Regions from separate parts of the Mus musculus genome. Here all the other regions are linked to region 2. Evidence: chromatin loops called from intact Hi-C (ENCODE). Cell type or tissue: left cerebral cortex. All regions are shown on one strand. Links, peaks and the distances in the headings refer to the core of each region. The heading gives the core; the rest is flanking DNA.

Region 1 (6,386 bases), core at 361-2,860, 60 kb before region 2:
ATGGACTGTGTAGAGAGTGCTGTCCAGGCCTGGGGTGCTGAATGTAAGAGCTTATAATTATGACTCTTGCTTTATCACAACAAAGACCAGGAAACTCGGCCCTATGGTGACTTTGTCACTGCCCAAAAACCACTGGCCTCCTAGTATGCTTGACCAAATACGCTCCTTTGACTTTGAGGAGCCACCTGCTGGGCTTAAACCAATTGCTTTCCTGTGTTGTAAAGCAACTGGGTCTAGTCAGTCAAAACCACAACTATTTTTCTCATAGTCAAAAATGAGTCAGGTTTTAAGTGGAATTGATCATTCGCTGCCCTCACGCAGAGGCTTGAATCGGGTCATTTTCACGCTCTTTTCTTCCAAGTGAAACGAGAGGAGAGAAGGTTTATGTTTCATCTGATAATCACAGCTGTTCCGGATTCAGAAATACAAAACACTATTTAACGTGGGAAGGAGATTTAAAAGGGGGAGGGGGGGTAAAGGTAAAAGAAGACGGCGAGTAAATACTACAGTCTCGGCAATTAGACACTTCGGTGGGAAGAAAAACAAAGAAACCACGAGGTTCAGAGAGGCAGCAACGCATTCCACCCTTTAAGACCCAGTGCCTGGCTGTAGAATCTTCAGGCTGGGTGGGAGCAGGTCCCAGAAGGCATGGGGGGGGGGAGGGTGCTGGAGAGACCACATACTGACTGGGGACAGTAGGGGGCCACTCAAGGGAAAGGTGAGTGCTCCGCGGGCAAAGAGAGCTGCGTTCTCTGCGGCTACCTCTTTGCCAGAACCCCCAGCGCCCAAGCGCCGGTGCCAGAGCCAGGCTCTTAAACCCCAGAGCAACTATGCCAGGTGACGGAGCTGGTGCGGAGCCTGGAGAAGCAGGGATGTGTAAATACAAGCTGATTGTAGGAAGGGCTTGTGCTCACCAGGCTAGGCTGGCTCCTGGACCTTACCTTACCGAACCGAGCTCGTGCCCCCTCCCACCCCCAACACAAACACAGCACGGGCACTCTCTCGGGAAAACACGCTCTGGATCGCCCGCCCTTCGCAGCCGCTGCCCTTCCCTCAGACCTGTAGGGTCAAGGCTGCGCTTCAGCCAACCCACACACCTCTCCGGAGGTCTGGCTTCCAGCGAACCTGGAGCACAATAGGTGACGCGGCCTGGGCTGACGGGGGCAGCTTCCCTCAGCCCCCACCATGCACGGAGGCTAAGCGCATAGGCCGCGGGGTGGTTTCTGCAGGGTGGCGGGTTCTCTGTGCCCGGGTGGCCGCTGAACGCACCCAGGCCGGAGTCTGCTCCCATCCCTCCCAGGCCAGCGGTGCTCGGCAGACACCTGCACCCCAGCGCCCATCCGCAGCCCGCGCCTCACCCGGCTCCAAGGTGCAGAGCAACCGGGGCGCGGTCCGCGAGATGCAGCTGCGCTTCTTGAGCACATTGCTCAGGATGGTGCCCACGCCACCGCCGCCCTGGCGCTTGAGGCATCGCCCGCCGCGACGCAGGGAGCCGGTCAGTTTGTCTTGCCGCATCCGACAGCGCCGTCCGCCGCCCGGCTGCTCACTGCTGCTGCGGCTGCGGCTGCGGCGCCGGAATGACTCCTCACGCAGGGCTCGGCGAGTCCAAGCCGGCGAGGCTCCCTGGAGAGTCGCGAGCGCGCAGCCGGAGCTCCGGGAGTCAAGAGGATCAGAGAAAGCGGCTGAGCTCCGGGAGACCGGCTGGCATCTGCAGTGCGGAGCCCGAACGGCTGAGAACGGAGCGGGCTGGGGCGGGGAGGAGGGCGGGAGCGAGCGCGCGGGCACGCAGAGACGGAGGCGGCGCCTCGGCACCCAATCCCGGCATCAGCCTGAGCAGCAAGGCGGTCTGAGCCCCGGAGCCCCGGAGCCCCGGAGCCAGCTCCGTGGACAGAAACCAGAAACAAGGCAGAAGTATCCTCACGTCTAAGCCTGGGAGAGATGGAGGGGCCGCAGGTGCAGGCAACCAAGTGCCCACTTGGTTTTATCAGCCTGGGGAGGCAAGGCCTGTCCACTCCAGCACGAAGCAGACCTCGGGGCAGAGAAGCTGGCAGATGGTGACCTCAACCTTCAGCCCAAATTGTGCTCAAGTCTTTCCAGGCCGCTTAGAGAGGCAAAGAACCGTGTTTAATAACAATGACGACAACAATATAGTTCCTCTTGGGAAAACAGAATCGTAAGAAAATGTTCCTGTTGAAGAAGCAGTTTTCAAAAGAAGGGTTTCTGGGGACGTGGTGAGGTCAGGTTCTTAAGAAGTATCTGCCAGACATGAAAAGAAAGAAAGAAAGAAAGAAAGAAAGAAAGAAAGAAAGAAAGAAAGAAAGAAAGAAAGAAAGAAAGAAAGAAAGAAAGAAAAAACAGAAGACTCTTGAAAGAGTGTAGTTCTGAGTCAAGGCTTCGGGTGGTAGGTTGGAGAGACAGAATAGCTACAACCTTGAAATTAAAGGGGCTCACCCCGATGGATGAAGGTTGATGGCTACGTTCTGGCAAGTCCCATCCGGCCTGAGTCTATCCATCCATGTAGATGCTCTACCTCCCATGGCGCTGCTGCTGGAGCTGCCTCAAGCTAGCAAGCCTAGGGAGACAGGCAGCCCAAGACGTGACCGGGCTGCCAACCTAAGGCTACCTGTGCAGCCTTCGCCCAGGTCTATACTTTTTATATTTCAGACATGGGGCTCACTTAGGTTGCTCTGACTGGCCTTGAACTCGTGATCCAGTTGACACGACCTCTTGAGTAACTGGTATTATAGCACTATATCTCACCCCTGCCCGAAGGCCTAGCTTGGTTTATACTTTTTTCTTCTGCTTATATTTCACGTAAAATATGGTAGCCAAGTATGGAGGTGTAAGAGGATCTCTCCCAAGCTGTCTTTAATCTTCAAAGCGCCCCCTTTCTCATTGCATTCGTTGAATCTCAGCTCTCAAATCTTCCAAAGCTTCAGAGAACAGCCAAGTCTGGCTTCATAATCATTAGCAAGCCGCCTGGACAGACTTCTTCAGGACCTCCCTTGGCACGCCTGTTCCACAATCTCTTTCCACTGCCTTGGGACCACAGAACGCCCTTCCAGACTCTTCAGCAAAGTTCTCTGGGAGTACTGGTCAGCTGGCTAATCTTCATAAACACGTGGCCCTGATCTAAACACTTACGAATGGAAAGACATTTCCTTGCCTTTGCCGATGAGACAAGTTGGAAATCGCTTCATCTGCCCTTCCTATGGAAATTTCAAAGGTTTTCTGCAGCTCCTGCAAGACCCTGCTCCAGTTCCAGCTGCGCTTTGCAGGTGCTGTGTGTTTTTCCTGCCCAGGTGGTACCAAGTCAACACTTACTTAGTTAAGATACAATGTTTGTCCTAGGACCTGAACTGTGGAGATAGAGTACATTTCCCATCTGGATCTTTTCATCAGGAACAAGATAATGGCTCACAATTCTTTCTACAATGGTTTCTCCATAGCAAGTTCCAGGCCATCCTGGGCTACACAATGAAACCCTATCTAAAAATAAAATATGGAGAGAAAATTGTTTCTTAGCAACCCTTGGAGCTATAACTTGAGAGTTACCAAAATAGAATATAAAACTGATGCTAAGGTACTTAATTGTGACTGTCCCTTGAGAAGCCTGGTCCACACTTGAGTGTGTCTTATTCTTTCCCTGAGCACCCCCCTCCATCTCTCCCTCCATCTCTCCATCTCTCCCTCCCTCCCCAAGTATGCATGCTAAGCTTATCATTCACAAACTTACAGTCTCCTTTGACAAGCCCACTCTTGGTGTGTCATACATTCCTCCTGAACATCTATCCTCCCCTTAATCTTTCTGTTTAAAATCTATATTAAAATCTCTTTTAATAAACTAAAACTCTGCTTCGTCATCTCCCCACGCCTTCTGTGCTCCTGAACTTGTGCTTACCACTGTTGCTGTAGAAAAGGAAAAGTCTTTCTTAAAGTACAATGGCATGTTGCCTTCAGAAAGCAAGGGGGCGGGAGCATAGAAAGGTTTCTATTTGGTAATCTTAGGGAGGAGGAAAGCAAATATTTAAAACCATGGGGAAGGAGGCCAGGGAGAGTCTCTGTTTCAAAAAATAAGGTGGATGGGGTCTGAGGAAGAACAGCACAGAAATTGTCTTCTGACCTCCATCTATACCTGCATACCCACAAACACACACATGTACATACACAGGTACACACATACACATGCATAGACATACACATACATGCATGTACATGCACATGTACACAGACACATATACATATGTACACATACACACTTATATACATTCACACACATATATGTGCATGTATATACACATATAAATGCACAGACTACACATGTACACATGTACATGCACACATGTACACGTGTACACACACATGTATGTATACACATGTACACACATGTATATATACACATGTACATATACATGTACATGCACACATAACATACAGGCTACACACATATATATCTACATATACATATATGCATGTACATACACATGTACACAGTACACACATGTACATGCATACAGGTACACATGTATACATACACTCATATACATACACATGTACACACATACATATACATACATTTAGTCCCTGTACTTGAGAAGCAGAGGCACATGGATCTCTGAATTCGAGGCCTACAGAGTGAGTTCCAGGAGAGCCAGGGCTACACAGCCAAACCCTCCTGAACAAAGCCAGAGTGTCCTCCAGATTTGCATCAGATCTCCTGGCCTTCTTCAACAAGCTCAGGCACAGAACTCTATCCTTCACTGGCCTGGTGCTTTCACACTGTATGTATTCACTTTCCTTTAGCTTTTCTTAGCCATCCCAGCCTCTCTCAGGGATGTTAAGGACCACAGGAAGGTCTGATGTTTAGCACAATGTTCTAGAGAGTTCTGAGGCTGAAGACGATGAACTGCAGGAGCAGAAAACTCCAGGACAAGTGTTCAGTGCACACAGTCTTACCTTCCAGAACTCTTTCCTTTGCCAACCCTAGGGCTTTGTGTCTTCTTTAACAAAGGATGCTATTCACATGGCATCTCACTGAGACAGCAAGAGAGGCAGCCTCATGGGCCAAGAGGAGGAGCCTGTGGTGTGGGGAGGACAGCCCGAGGCTGTGTGACACACGCCATTCAGAGCACCCCACACCCTTTGCCTCAGACATCACGCTCATCAGGCAACCTCTGATTATCATTTGGCTTCAGAAATGGCTGCTGCCCAGAAGGGAGTGTACTGAGCACAGCAAACTGCAGCCACAAGCCCAGAGTTCGGCTAATGCTGAGCAGGCTGAGGAAACCAAGGTTCTAAGCTATTACAGCTGAACTCCAACCCTGGATGGAGTGAGTGCCTGGCCAGGGGTTTCTTTCCTCCCTCAGAGTGGAGGAGGCTACTTTCCCAAACAAACATTCCATTTTGTATTACCAGAGAAAACAGACTTAAAAAAAAAAAGCTTCCATTCTAAAATGTTTCTACTATTATAGCAATAAATAGCGGAGGAACTAAACAATGTTATTTTGTTTACATTGGGGAGGAAAGCCAGGACTGCCAACTTGGGTATCAAACAGATAATTAAGTTAGTGCTAAAATACAATACTCTAAAAGTAGCCACAGCACAAGCCTGGCATTATATTTATTATGTGACTCATGGTTTATTTCATGTCTGGGATATTGTTTTCCAAAAGCAAAAGATGTCATCTGAAGTCAACTCAGAGATAACAAGGCAGTGTGGCCTTTGCCTGAGGCTACCAACAGCAGGGCCAGCCCATCATTAGTCTCTACTCAAGTAATGACCCTCCCTACCAAATAATGTCAGTGAATTCCCATTTGAGTAAATCACACCTCGGAACTATCTGGAATAGTTAAGATTTAAGCTGAATGTGTGGAAACGCTCAATGTAAAATGTATACGGGGTAAGTCTGGAGGTGAGGCAGGAGATCATAAGTTTGAGGCCCTACATCACAGGCGCTGGGCTAGCTTGGGCTACAAAGTGAAACCCTGTCTCAAAATACTTTATAGACATAAGAAAGTGTCCCTCATATTGTTAAGGAAAGAGAACATTTTGAGGAACATCCTACAAGCTGACTGCGAATTAAGGACCATTTGCTCACAGGGCATTCGGTGAATTCTTCAGCCTGTTTTCTGGGAATGAGCCTTCTTGAAAAGAAACTTTGCCTTGAATGGGAGACAAGCAAGAAGTCTGAAAGAAAAGCAAGCCCAGCACCGGAAATAAAAGCCGCGTCCCAAGGGGCTTTCCAAGAGAAATCGGGTCTGAGACGCTTTCTGATTTCCTGTTGCTATTTTCGCTTAACAGAAAAATCTCGAAATAAAAAAGGCCTCCGTGCGTGCGTATCCTCAGGGAGAGTGCAGGACTGGTGCTGGCAATTACCAAGGAGAAG
Region 2 (6,386 bases), core at 2,079-4,578:
GTCTTCAGTGGCATTCTGGAATGTCGTCAGTGGGGTTCACCCACGGTACTTAATTTATGAATAAAGCCTTATGTATAGTGTCTCTACCAGAGAGAGGAATTGTGTTTCAGATTGACACAATAGCAGGCAAGGTAAGGAATGGGGACCCCCATACACACGCACCCACACTGGCTCACATCAAAAGTTGATATCCCTTGATTTCCATTTAATGTGATTTTTTTTTTCAAGACAGTCCACGTCCTAGTTAGGGATACGATTGCTGTGATGAAACACCACGGCCAAAAGCAACTTGGGGAGCTAAGGATTTATTTGGCTTGAATGTTCATTGTCACAGCACGTCCAGGGAAGCCAAGGCAGGGATTCAAACAGCACAGGAACCTGGAGGCCAGAGCTGATGCAGAGGCCACGGACGGTGCTGCTTACTGGCTCGCTCCACCCACGATGGGCTGGGCCCTCCTCCAACAATCACTAGTTAATAGAATGCTCTACATGCAGGCTTGCTTACAGCCTAATCTTATGGAGGCGTTGTCTCAATTGAAGCTCCCTCCTCTCAGATGAGTTCAGCTTGTGTCTGGTTGACATAAAACTATCCAGCACAGTCCAGGGTGACTCAGTTATCCCTGTAGCTGAGGTTATCCCTGTAGCTGAGGATGTACTTGAAACCCTTCTCCTCATGCATCTACCTCGCACGAGCTGAGACTACAGGAATGCACCACATTTAATAAAAAAAAAAAATGTGTATGGGAGTCCTGCCTCCATGTATGAGTGTACAGCTATGTGTTGCTGCCTGCTGCCGGCGAAGGCCTCAGGAGTGATCCAGATGAGTTAGAACGAGAGCTAGAGATGGTTGTGAGCTGTCATGGGGGTGCTGAGAATCAAACCTGGGACCTTTGGAAGAGCAGCCAGTGCTATTTTCTATGGAGCCATCTCTCCAGCCTCTGTCAGTTATCTTTACCCTATTTTATGTGTGGTCACCTCATCTTTCACAGTTAATACTCCACTGTATTGTCCCATGTGCCACCTGAGAGACTGTGGTTTTATTAGGTTTTGCAGGGCATGGCTTTTCCCTCTTAATGATGAGCACGGGTTTTGTTTTTTAAGTCATTTATTTACTCTAGGTAAAGGGAGTGGGGGGTTGGTCAGGGGCCACTCGGGAACAAGGGAAAGAGTAAATGTGACATTGCTCTGCCTAAAGCAAGATGACTTCCATTGTTTAAAGGCAGTCAGCTGCTGAGTTACAGGAACCATCGAAACCTTTGGCGCGCTGTTGCCTGAGATCAGGGAAGTCAGTGAAGCCTTTGGTTTTTATAAAGGGATTGGCTTAGGGTAAGTAAAGCTACACGTTTGCTCAGGAGAGTAAAGGCGGCTGTTTCTTAATACCGTCACATGGTTTCCACCCGACCAGCCACTGTCACCTCAGATTAGCACGGATAACTGTCTTCAGTCTAGTGCAATCTCTCAACTGGGACTTGTTCAACCATACGTAGATGATCAGCGTAAAGTTCTAAACTGAAATGCCTACGCAGCCTTGCCTTCCACTCCTCCCTTTCTGTCTCTTGGGTTTTTTTTTTCTACCACAGTGGCTCCTTCCTGTTTGCCCTGTTAGGCTATTTGCCAGCCTCAGCCAGCGAGCTCCACTCCCCCTCGCTCGGACTCTCAGCAAGGCTCCCTGCTTTAAGGGCCTACCTGGTGCCGTTCTGAAGTAGCTTCCTGCTTTTCTTCCCACCAGGTGTGTCACATGGCCGCTGTACTCTCTCTCACTTGCACTCTCTGAGGTCATTGGTCACCTGAGGTCACTGATCACCTTGTTCAGGTCCTACAGCAGTGGTGAGGGCAAGTCACCTAGCTCAGTGTTTGCTGAGATTAGCGCACGATGCACCTATAGTCTCCCTGTAAACCTAACACTGTCCGTAGTTTTGCGTGCTTATCAACTTGATGACTAAATCCCTCTTGGTTCCCATTCTTTCTCTGCATCACTGGTTCTCAGTCTTCCTAATGCTGCGACCTTTGATACCTCATGTCGTGGTGACCCTTTGATACCTCATGTCGTGGTGACCCCCCCAACTGCCAAATTATTTTTGTTGCTACTTCTTAACTGTGGTCTTTCTACCTTTATGAATCAATTGTAAATCTCTGCCGTGCAGGGTATCTGACGTGTGACTCCTCCGAGGGTCGAGACCCACAGGTTGAGAACCACTGCTCTAGGCGTCCTTCGCCTGTCCTTAAGCCAGGGTTCCATTCAGTCCACGGTTACTTCCTGAGCTTGGCACCGGTGATAAGTTAAGGACAGCTACTGCCATTGCTTCTGCAGCTTAGCACAGACCTTCCATGGCGTCTCTTGAGGGTCTACTACTGGCATCATCAAAGCTTGACTAGAACAAGTTGGAATGGTGTCCTTTGGAGACTACAAGCAGCTTGGTCTTATAAGTCAATGGAAAAGGCTACTCACATATTGTTGAAAGTGAGACTTTGGTGAGCCTCGGTATGTATCTGGAGGTGCAGTCTCTAAGAAATTACTGTGCCACGTGGACATAAGACTATGTACAGTCCGTTCTTGGGTCTGAAAGGTATTTCAGAATCATCACAGACCTCCTCATGAGCCTCATCCATGGTAGTTTTTGCTGTCCGGGAAGTGAAGACAGAGCCGAGTGCCTTTGAAGGATAGTTACACAACTGCCTTCGCTCCTCTGCCTTCTGGGGTAAAGTTAACTTCCCCCCTGTACCTTTCCAAACCTTAGGGGATGCACAAAAGATGGCGAGTGCAGATGAAACACACTGACAGGCCTGCACATGTGGCTCAGTGGGAGAGTGCATGCCTGAGTATGCAAGGCCCTGGGTTCAATCCCCAGCCCTGCAACAGGTATGTTTATGTTTGACAGGGTCTGTGTGCACCTCTGTACCCATGCTATCATCTGGTTCAGGTGCCACTGCAGTGGGCTAGCCAGTAGAGTCCTTATGGTGTTCCATTAGTGAATGTGTAAGGTTGGAAGTAGGCTGTGTGAGCCTTGCAACCTTGTCTGTCTTTGAAAATCCAAGTGTTGCCTTATTTCCCGTTAATGATGGATGTGTCCTTGCTGATGCGTCCATGCCTTGGGGCTATTGGCAAATAAGAGAGCACCATGATTTTGTTACTTGCGGACAGAACAATGCTATCAGCTATGAACTTTCTCTTCCTGCTTGCACAGGGTTTACCTGACTGTAGCCAAACCTGTTTGGTTCACCTCCACAATCATTTCTCTTGACTTTGTGTCAGAGTTGACCATTTGGAGGTAAATGATTAAGATAAGAGGAAGGGGGCTGGAGAGATGGCTGAATGGTTAAGAGTACTCATTCTTGCAGAAGACCCAGGCTTCCCAGCACTCACAAGGCCTCTAACAGTCTGCATGTCGCTGTCCATTCCCAGGGGATCTAGTGCCCCCTTCAGGCCTCTGCAGACGCTGCATGCATGCACATGGTGCAGAGACACACACAGGCAAAACTGCCGTACACACAAAATAAAATATAAATTTAAGTTGTAACAAAACACAAACTTTGATTTCTGTGTTTTATCAGACATTGTTTAACGAGGAATTGTTTGCTTTGTAGACGCCACTGAAGAAAACCAAGGCCCTCATCGGAGAGAAGGGGATGACTTTCTCTAGCGCCGTAAGTTTAGAAGCCAGTGTGATGTCCTTAGATGTCCTATTGCATCCCAGGAATATGTGGGTGGATTTTTTTTTGTTTGTTTTCTGTTATTTTGTTTTTAAATGAAATACCTGGCCTGAAGAATTTTATTTTTTAACTAAAATGATAATTTGCTGGTCTTTTTTTTGGTGGGTGGGGGGGGAAGGTTCTTGCTTGTTTGTTTTGAGACAAGGTCTCCCTTGTCAAGCTGTGGTTGTCCTAGAACTCGCTCTATAGACCAGACTAGTCTTGAACTCACAGACTGGACTTGCCTCTGCCAAATGCTGGGCTCAAAGGCACGTGCCAGTACACCTGACTAATCGCCGGTGTTTTCTAAGCTAGACTGCTATCACTAGGGGATTTGATTGAAACCCTTACTGTTCAAGGGCTGCAACTGGTTTGTATAAACCAAGAACAGTTATGCTCTGTAAGGTGCTCCGGGGTGAAAGTTTCATGAACTCTGCTAACTCACCCTGACAAAGGTCATGATACTGAAGACACACATGCAGCCCGTATGGAATCAGAGACCCAAAACAAATCTGTTTCTGTAAGTGCCTGTGTGGTGGCTTCACACGGGGAAGCCCACTGAAGGGTGGGTAGCAGCGCTGTGCTCGGGTTTAAGCATAGCCTCCGCAGCCAGGCTGCCTAGTTCTGAATACATTTTTATTTCTTTATTTACCTGTTCCTAGCTCTGTTTTGGGTTTTGGTTTCCCCACTTTAAATGAAGTCAGTACCGTCCACCTCACTGTGGTTCCATGAATCAGCACAGGCTGAATGGATCAGTGTAAGGTCACAGCGAGTTCTACACCGTACCAGATGGTGTCCACAGAAGGAGTAATTAAAGGGAGGAAGAGTTCATTTTAACCCGGAAAACGCAGTCCATGTATCAACTTAAGATTGAACCCAGTGTGGTGGCACGTGCCTCAAATTCCAGCACTCAGGAGGCAGAGACTGGGAGCTCTCTGTGGGTTCGAGTTCCAATCCAGCCCAGGGTTACATAGTGAGACTTTAAAAAAGAAAGAAAGAAAGAAAGAAAGAAAGAAAGAAAGAGAACAAGATCAAGAAAAAATATTGGAGAGATGGCTCAGAGGTTAATAGCACTGACTGTTCTTCCAGAGGTCCTGAGTTCAAGTTCTGGCAACCACATGGTAGCTCACAACCATCTAGAATGAGATCTGATGCCCTCTTCTGGTGTGTCTGAAGACAGCTACAGTGTGCTCATTTTATATATATATAATAAATAAATAAAATCTTTTAAAAAAGAAAAACACAAAAGTTCCACTTAGTAGCAGAAAAGTCACTCTAAGAATAACAGGCACTGGCCAAAAATGGATATGACTTCTTCAAGTAAGCCAGGCATAGTGGTGCAAGCCTTTAACCTAACACTCAAGAAGCAAGGGCAGGTAGATTTTTGTGAGTTTTAAGCCAGCCTGGCCTACATAGTTCCAGGACAGCCAGAGCTATGTAGTAAGATCCTATCTCAAAAAAAAAAAAAAATATATATATATATAGATAGATATATAGATATATATACACACACATACATACATACATACATACAAGCAACAGTACTTTTTGAAAAATGCTTGATATCTTAATAGGAACATCATTTCTATGTAAAGACATATAAAATATACTAATTAAAGTTTTAAGACTTTTTTTCAAGATCCAACTAAGTGATTCTAAATACTGTGTGGGTAAGAATAGTCAAGATAGCGTATTTTGTTTGGAGAGTCAGGTATGCTGTGCATTCACTCAGCCACGGATTAGACACCCAAGCCCAAGGTTGGTTGGGTTTTATCAGCACCAGAGGTCAAACCCATAAGACGATGTTTTAGCTAGGTACTAAGATGAAAACTCAGTAATAGTGTGAAACTGACCATAAAAGGTCAAAAAGCAGAAAGGGAAATGTTCTAGTTTCCTTTCTGCTGTGGTAAAATGCTCTGACCAACGGCAGCTTGGGGCAGAAAGCAATTATTTGGCATCCATATGGTCATAGTTCATAACTGAGGGGCATCAAGACCGGAATTCAAGCAGGAACCATCAAGGAAGACTGCTTGCTGGCCTTGCTGGCTCAGTGGCCAGCCCATGCTTAACTGCCATGAAGGTTGTGTTGTTGTTTTTGTTTGTTTTGTTTTTCAAGACAGGGTTTTTCTGTGTGGCCCTGGCTGCACTGGAACTTGCTCTGTAGACCAGGCTGGCCTCTAACTCCCCCACAGGTCAGTCTGACCTGGGCAGTCCCTCAATTGAAACTCCCATTTTGGGTGACTCTAGGCTGCATCAATTTGGCATCCAAGGCCAGGATGAAGAATGGCCAATGTAGAAGAAGTCAGGACTGGAAAGGAGGTTCCGCAGTTAAAGCTGCCTGCTGGACAATCCTGACAACTGGAATATAGGTCCATCAACCATTAGCAGGCCAATGGCCCCACTATGAGGGTATCACCCTCTCCCTGCTTCCATGTGTGCACCCACACACGAGTGACAGACACTCATGAAGACACATATACATACATATGCATATATAACTAATATATTTTTAGAGCAAAAACTTAAAAAGAATTACAGAAGACAAATAACATCTGGTTTGGGGGGAGGGGGTGGTAGAGGGAGTGAGTGTTCGTGTGGAGACAGTCACCCTCATGAGTATTTTAAAATGCCAGTCAGAACCGGAGGCTTAGCTCAGTGGTGGGGCGTATGCTTAGCGATTGCTAGGTCCTGATTTT
Region 3 (6,386 bases), core at 3,289-5,788, 65 kb before region 2:
TCAAGCTGCAGAAATACACTAGCGCACCTGGTCTGTGCAGCGCTGGGAACTGAACCTTGTGAAGGTCAGGTGAGCATTCTGCTGCCTGAGCAACATCCCTGGCCTGGTAGTCCTTATGTAAGTCCTTCCCCTGGGATATAAACTGACCTGGTGACCATGGATATGGAAAAACAACAGCCACCACAGGGGACGTTTGGCTGTACATCTGTCATCTCCTCGGCCTTGCTCTTAGGGATGTCAGTCACCTGTCTGAGATGGGGGACATTTACATGGCAAGGAACTGAAAGGCCTTCAGCCAACCACCGAACCCCGGAGACCCTTCATTTCAACAGTGTGTGAGGAAGTTCTTGCCAACAACCACATAAACACGCCGCTGGACAAACACTCCTGCCATTTGGGCCTTCAAATAAGATCACAGCGGCCACCATCATGAATGCCAAAGTGGTGTGCACCTGAGCTGGCTCAGCCATGCCCAAATGTCTGACGGAAAGAAACTATGAAGAAATATACAAGAGAGAAAGAGAGAGAGAGAATTGACATAATCAATGCTTGCTTTTAAAGTGTCTTATGGAAGTGAAAACGTTCATAGTTGGCAGCTACGGCAGTCTGTCACCTCACATGGCTTTAACTTGGGGAGAATCCTACCACAGGTAATTACAAACGATCGCAAGGGGCAAGGCAGGAAAGAGTCATACCCCAATGTCAGCATTGCTGTTGCCCTGGTCTGAACCTGACACTCACCTTCAGCGCGTCCCCCTCGTTGCCCTCCATCACTTCCAGAATGAGGGCAGCCAGGATGTTGAAGCCTTGGCAGTACCCGACGTTCTTGTTCCACCGGGCGTAAGCCAATAGCACCCGCTTTAGTACCACCCTGTCTTGCTCTGCCTCCTGGCCACAGTAGGAACTACAGCCCGTGCGATGCAGATCCTAAGAAGGGAGGGGAACAGTTCTTAAATACCTCCTGCCGTGGTTGGAACAAGTCCTGGCCTTCAAGGAGCAAAGAGCTTGGCTCTACACACTTCCCACCATGATGGCTCCCCCGCCTCAGACGTAAAGCAACGGATCAGCAGACCTTCCTGACCAGTGAGCCAAATATCTTGTGAGTTGACCATCTCAGGTATTCTCCACTGCCTGGTCACATGATTGAAAGCTGACTAACAAACCTAACACTCCCTCAGGGAAAAATACCTGAATTTTTTTTTCTTCATTTCACCTTTACCTCTATGAGCATAGATATTCACCTTTTTTGCTTTTAATTTATAAGCAACGTATATACATGAGCCAAAACGCTCTTAAATTTTTTGTTTTCCTACTGTTTTCAACTATGCAGTCTGAGAAAGAATCGCAAGAGTGAGTTTAGTCAGTCAAATGTTCCTTAGAATGCTTCCTGAGCAACACAAAAGGTTACTCAGTTAAAAAAAAAAAACTCCATTAAAATTTCATGTAAATTGAGAGCCTTTTTAAAGATGTATATTAGTCATATATATATATATATATATATATATATATATATATATTTGTTTCAACATATGAGAGGTGCTAAGATTAATCCTTTGAACAAAATATGGTATAAGATTTAGCTGCTAAAGCCCTAATACTAAAGACTAAAATTAAAACAGCAAAGTTATCAAGTATTACACAGAGAAATCAGCCTTTGCCAATTAGTCTATACATTTCTACAGTGTAGGTAATAACACCTGCTGCTCTGTAATAACATGGAGCTAATATCTATAATTGAATTACTAAGATGAAGCTATGGTTTTCAGGAGAGACAGTTTCACTGATTAGCACTCGCTTCACTGAAAAAGATCCTTTTAGTAGCATGATTATAAAATGTGTGTTGCCTAAGCTGGTCACGGTGGGAACCTCCTCTGACCCCAGCACACTCAGGAGGAGAGGCAGGGGGATTTCTGTGAGTCCAAGGCCAGCCTGGTGTACATAGTGAGTTCCAAGCCAAACAAGTCTCAAAAAAAACAAAAAACAAAAAACAAAAACAAAAACAAAACAGGGCTGGAGGGATGGCTGGGTAGATAAGAGTACTGGATGCTCTTCCAGAAGCCATGGGTTCAAATCCCAGCATCCAGATGGTAGCTCATAACTGACTGTAGCTCAAGTTCCAAAGGATCCGTTGCCCTCACCTGGCTTCTGTAGGTACCAGAAATGTCACAGACACACATGCTAATGAGACACCATATACATTAAATAGCATAACCTGTTTAAAGTGCACGGACAGCCTTAATTCGTAAGTTAAACAGAAAGGGAATATTTCAAGTATGGAATTTTGTCTCTATGAAACCTATGCTGAAATTCCAAATAAAACATTGAAATGCAGACAATGCAAAGCACGCAACGTGCCGTGCAGAGATTTTTAAAAAATGTTCATTTGAAACAAACCAACTTAGAGCAGAAAGTAGCTCATTTTAGTTTGTTCTTCCTTTTTTTTTTTAAATGGATTTAAATGTGCCAGCACATTAGCCATCTTGTGGTGGCCAAAATGTAGATGAGACAGCCTTCCTTTTCAAATCCCAGCTTAGCATTCCACTGTGGAACACTCACAAAGTCAAAGCCCACGTGCCTGAGCCTTATGGACAAGGATTATTCTGGTACCACAAGAAACCAGCATCTTGGCTCTTAGCACCAAGCTCTTATCAACTGCCGCAATGCAGGTGTGCAATCAGAGCTGCCCCCATAGCGGACTAGAACACTAAGCACAGATCCATCAGCCAACACACCTACTATAAATTAACAGTGAGACTAGCAAAAACTCTAATAAGAGCCAAATGTTGCTAATATGAAATATATTCACCTTTGAATCTCTCAGTCCGATGACTTTCATGTAAAAGTACAATTGGTATCCCTGACCCGTACCAGAGAAAATAAAAAGGAATTCCTCCTATCGTGTGACCAAACTAAATAAATTGGATATGTATGGGAGCTCGCTCATGTTCTCCTCTTACTGGCAACATTTAAATTTATGAAGACAGGATACGGTCAAGTTCTCCGTACAAACGCTAAGGATTGATGGAGTGAGGTCGTAAGGAGATGCTCAGACTCCGCGCAGAGGTCATGTGATCCTCTGCATAGGGAATGCTTGGCTCTTAGCGTCCTTCTTCCTGCATTAGAACGGGAAGCTGAGCTCAGCATCGTTACCTTGACGATTTGAATTCCCATGGAGTCGTCATCCGGGTTGCTTCTCTCATTGAAAGTGAAACGCATGGTTTTGTCCCAGTCGATGGCTATACTGTGCAGATAATGATCCGCCAAGGTCAACCAAACCTAAAGGGTTGCACAAGTAGAGAAGACTGGAGAAGCAGAATCGCCACTTTCATTAGTAAGCTTGGACTGCATCCCGGAAGAGCTAGCTGGGAACTGTTCGGAGGCCGGGGCTAGCTCGGGCATACAAGTCTAGTTTACTGGAGTAAAGTGAACCCTCTGGGGCTTTTTGTTCTTTCTTGCAATAAATATTTGTTGAGTTCTACTATATGCCAAATAACAATCTGATCATTAGAGAAGAAAATAACCAGGTTTTATTTTTCTTTTACTTCGGGTAATTCAATAGTCTGTATAATTCTATGACCTTGTTTTGCTTAATTCTAAATCATTCTCTGCTTGGGCAACAGCTGCTTGGCCACACACGAACCGTTTTTTCCCATGAAGACCTCTGCCTTAAAACTCCCCCTACACACCCCCTCCATACACACAATCCTGACAGGTAAATACCCAGAGTCGCTGAGTATTTTAATTCCCTTACCTGACCAAGAAAATCTAATTCTGAACAATGAATTTCATAATTCCGTGTTAATATTCACTTGAGAAACACTCGGTGTTCAAATTCCAACATTATGATTAGGTTTATAAATTAATAACTTTAGAGTTCTTTTTAAATTTCAGTACTTGGACATATTTTGGCAGGAACAGCATTGATTAATATCCCTAAGCAGACTTCCAAGCATCAGAGTCCTGCCCAAATGCCCACCAGATACCTTTGTGTTAGAGATGAATGGGGCATCCCAACAGATTCATATTCATCATTCATTCATTCATTCATTCATTCATTCATATTCTCTCTCTCTCTCTCTCTCTCTCTCTCTCTCTCTCACACACACACACACACACACACATATTCCGGTTATACACACAGACATACACACACCTGTTCCTCCCACCTACACTAACGACAGCTCTACCTTTCCAGAACTTGAGCCAAAATCTTGACATCCCGTTTATATCTTATAGTCATCCGACCCTTCATCTAAGCTCAGGCTTCAAAACGCAAAAGGCCAGTTACCACCACCCCGGCCTGTTTCTTGCCTGACTTATGATAGTCTATGTGCCTCCTGGCTGTACCCTCACATCTCAGAGGCTCACCAGCAGATGGAGTAACCCATCTGACAAGACTGCTCTGAACTTCCCAGTACTTCCTCTCTCACACTGACACAGAAGAGCCCTTCTGCTTCTACAGCCTGGGAGGGGCCCAGCCACTCACTCATCTAGCTGTAGCTAGACGCCCCGCCCCCTGCTTCCCACTGCCTCTAGGCACCTCCCACCTTTGTCTCCTACGTTCCTGAGAACTTGGTCCAGATGCTCTCACCCCAGGCAGCTTCATAAGTGACCAACTTCCTTTAGGGCCCTACTCAACATCCATATAAAACTCCGCCTCCTGACCCCTTATTCTCCCACACTCTCCGCTTTACGTCTGTTAGCCCCAGCACTTATCGCTGGGTGACACACTATATTTGATTCACCGTAAGTTCAACGAGGACAAAATATTCCACCCTTATTCCACCCACTGTGGTTTCCACAGCTGCATCCCTCGCACCCAGAACGTAGAACGTTACCTGGCACGAATGATAAATACCCAGGGCATGATTAAGGACGCATACACTTTTAGATTTCCCAGACACATCAGTGGTCAGAGCGGTGGTCCTTGAGTATTCCAGCCCTGTGAGAAAACACTTACCTTTCTCCTCCATTCCTTTGGTATCCCCGTTGACAGTCTGGCCACAGCCTTGAGAGCATCATACCACTAAGACCAGAGAGAAATATTAGGAAAGGAAAAAGATGGACCAGAAGCAACATTTTTCAGGCTTTCTCCATCTTGGCATCTGCACTGTCTAGTTTTATGTCAACTTAACACAGGCTCGAGTCACTGGAGAGGAGGGAGCCTCAATTGAGAAAATGCCCCACCCCCGAGAGCGTGCCCCATAAAAATCTCACTAGAGTCAAGCCTGCAGGGTATTTTCTTAATTAGTGATCAATGGGGAAGGACCCAGCCCATTGTGGGTGGGGCCATCCCTGGGCTGATGGTTCTGGCTTCTCTAAGAAAGCAAGCCAGTAAGCAGCAGCCTTCTGCATCAGCCTCTGCATCAGCTCCTGCCTGTTCCTGCCCTGCTTGAGTGCCTGCCCTGACTTCCTTCAGCGATGAACAGTGCTATGGAAGTGTAAGCTGAATAAACCTTTCTTCCCAGCATGCTTTGGTTATGATGTTACCACAGCACCAGTAACCCCAACTAAAACAGCATCCATAGAACGTGAGAAAGTTAACACAGCACCCCGGGACACTGACAGCTCTAGTGTATTAAAATACATGTGAATATTAAGACTTAAAAGCCAAAAACGAAGTTACCTGCTGAAAACCATTTTGACCCAAAGAAGGCTCAAGTGTGAACTTCAATTTTGTATCAACTCCTAGAAGAAAATTAGGTCGTTGTTACTTATGGAAAATGTAACAAAGTTCATAAGTAAATTCAACACTCAGTTCTACTGAATTATGATAAAAATGTTTTTTTAACTAAATTTAGAAAAAAATTCATTAACATTAAAACACACAGAACATTAAAATAGAAAAGTGACCTAAGACAATAAAATGGAGTTATAAACATTGGGTGGAGGCCCTCACAGATGCCCAGAGTAAGGCAAAAGCAAAACAATGATTGACTGACACACAGGCTGGAGACACAAAACAATGATTGACTGACACACAGGCTGGAGACACAAAACAATGATTGACTGACACACAGGCTGGAGACACAGACCTGCATTCACTTTGGGTCCTACACTGAAGCTGCTTAGCCTGCCTGGACCTCAGTTCCCACATCTCTGAGGTAAGGACAACAAGCCCCACCTCAGAGGACTGTTTCAGGGACTGGCTGAAGATATCATCACCTGGGCAACTAACAATTACAAAACACAAAAGGGAGTTCTCTACTTACAGTTTGTTTTTCTGCAACCCCTGCATCGACTAAGACACTTAAGGAGAAACATCAAGGGCTAGAGCTGAGGCCCGGCAGTAGATCAACCTTTGAGTATGTGTGAAGCCTTAGATTCACTGGAACACCAAACACTATAAAAATACCTTCATGAGGCTGTGGATGCAGCAAGGAGGC

The links. Peaks named below come from ENCODE experiments on the same cell type or tissue, not always from the same donor. Only the 100,000 strongest peaks of a DNase experiment are listed, where the experiment ranks them.
Region 1: it touches region 2 in a loop (2.1-fold over the local background); 2 of 42 quality-filtered maps call a loop at or near these places.
Region 3: it touches region 2 in a loop (2.3-fold over the local background); 2 of 42 quality-filtered maps call a loop at or near these places.

The regions. Positions count from the first base shown.
Region 1 is chr10:121,309,286-121,315,671 of GRCm38, forward strand. All of the region lies in intron 2 of Tbc1d30 (TBC1 domain family, member 30), which reads right to left. It also overlaps the pseudogene Gm18987. Among named protein-coding and RNA genes, the nearest start is that of Tbc1d30, 39 kb to the right of the region's middle. In left cerebral cortex, for the core only: a CTCF peak has its summit at 1,568; DNase peaks (open chromatin) are centred at 974, 1,502 and 1,740; H3K4me3 peaks cover 1,893 bases; H3K27ac peaks cover 1,881 bases.
Region 2 is chr10:121,367,559-121,373,944 of GRCm38, forward strand. Gns (glucosamine (N-acetyl)-6-sulfatase) reads left to right here. Exons shown (of 14, transcript NM_029364.4): 2 at 3,586-3,645. Among named protein-coding and RNA genes, the nearest start is that of Gns, 5.7 kb to the left of the region's middle. In left cerebral cortex, for the core only: a CTCF peak has its summit at 3,413 (motif pointing left); a DNase peak (open chromatin) is centred at 3,427.
Region 3 is chr10:121,301,196-121,307,581 of GRCm38, forward strand. Tbc1d30 (TBC1 domain family, member 30) reads right to left here. Exons shown (of 13, transcript NM_001361015.1): 3 at 5,627-5,688; 4 at 4,961-5,026; 5 at 3,151-3,276; 6 at 742-927. Among named protein-coding and RNA genes, the nearest start is that of Tbc1d30, 47 kb to the right of the region's middle. In left cerebral cortex, for the core only: a CTCF peak has its summit at 4,360 (motif pointing right); a DNase peak (open chromatin) is centred at 4,421; H3K27ac peaks cover 215 bases.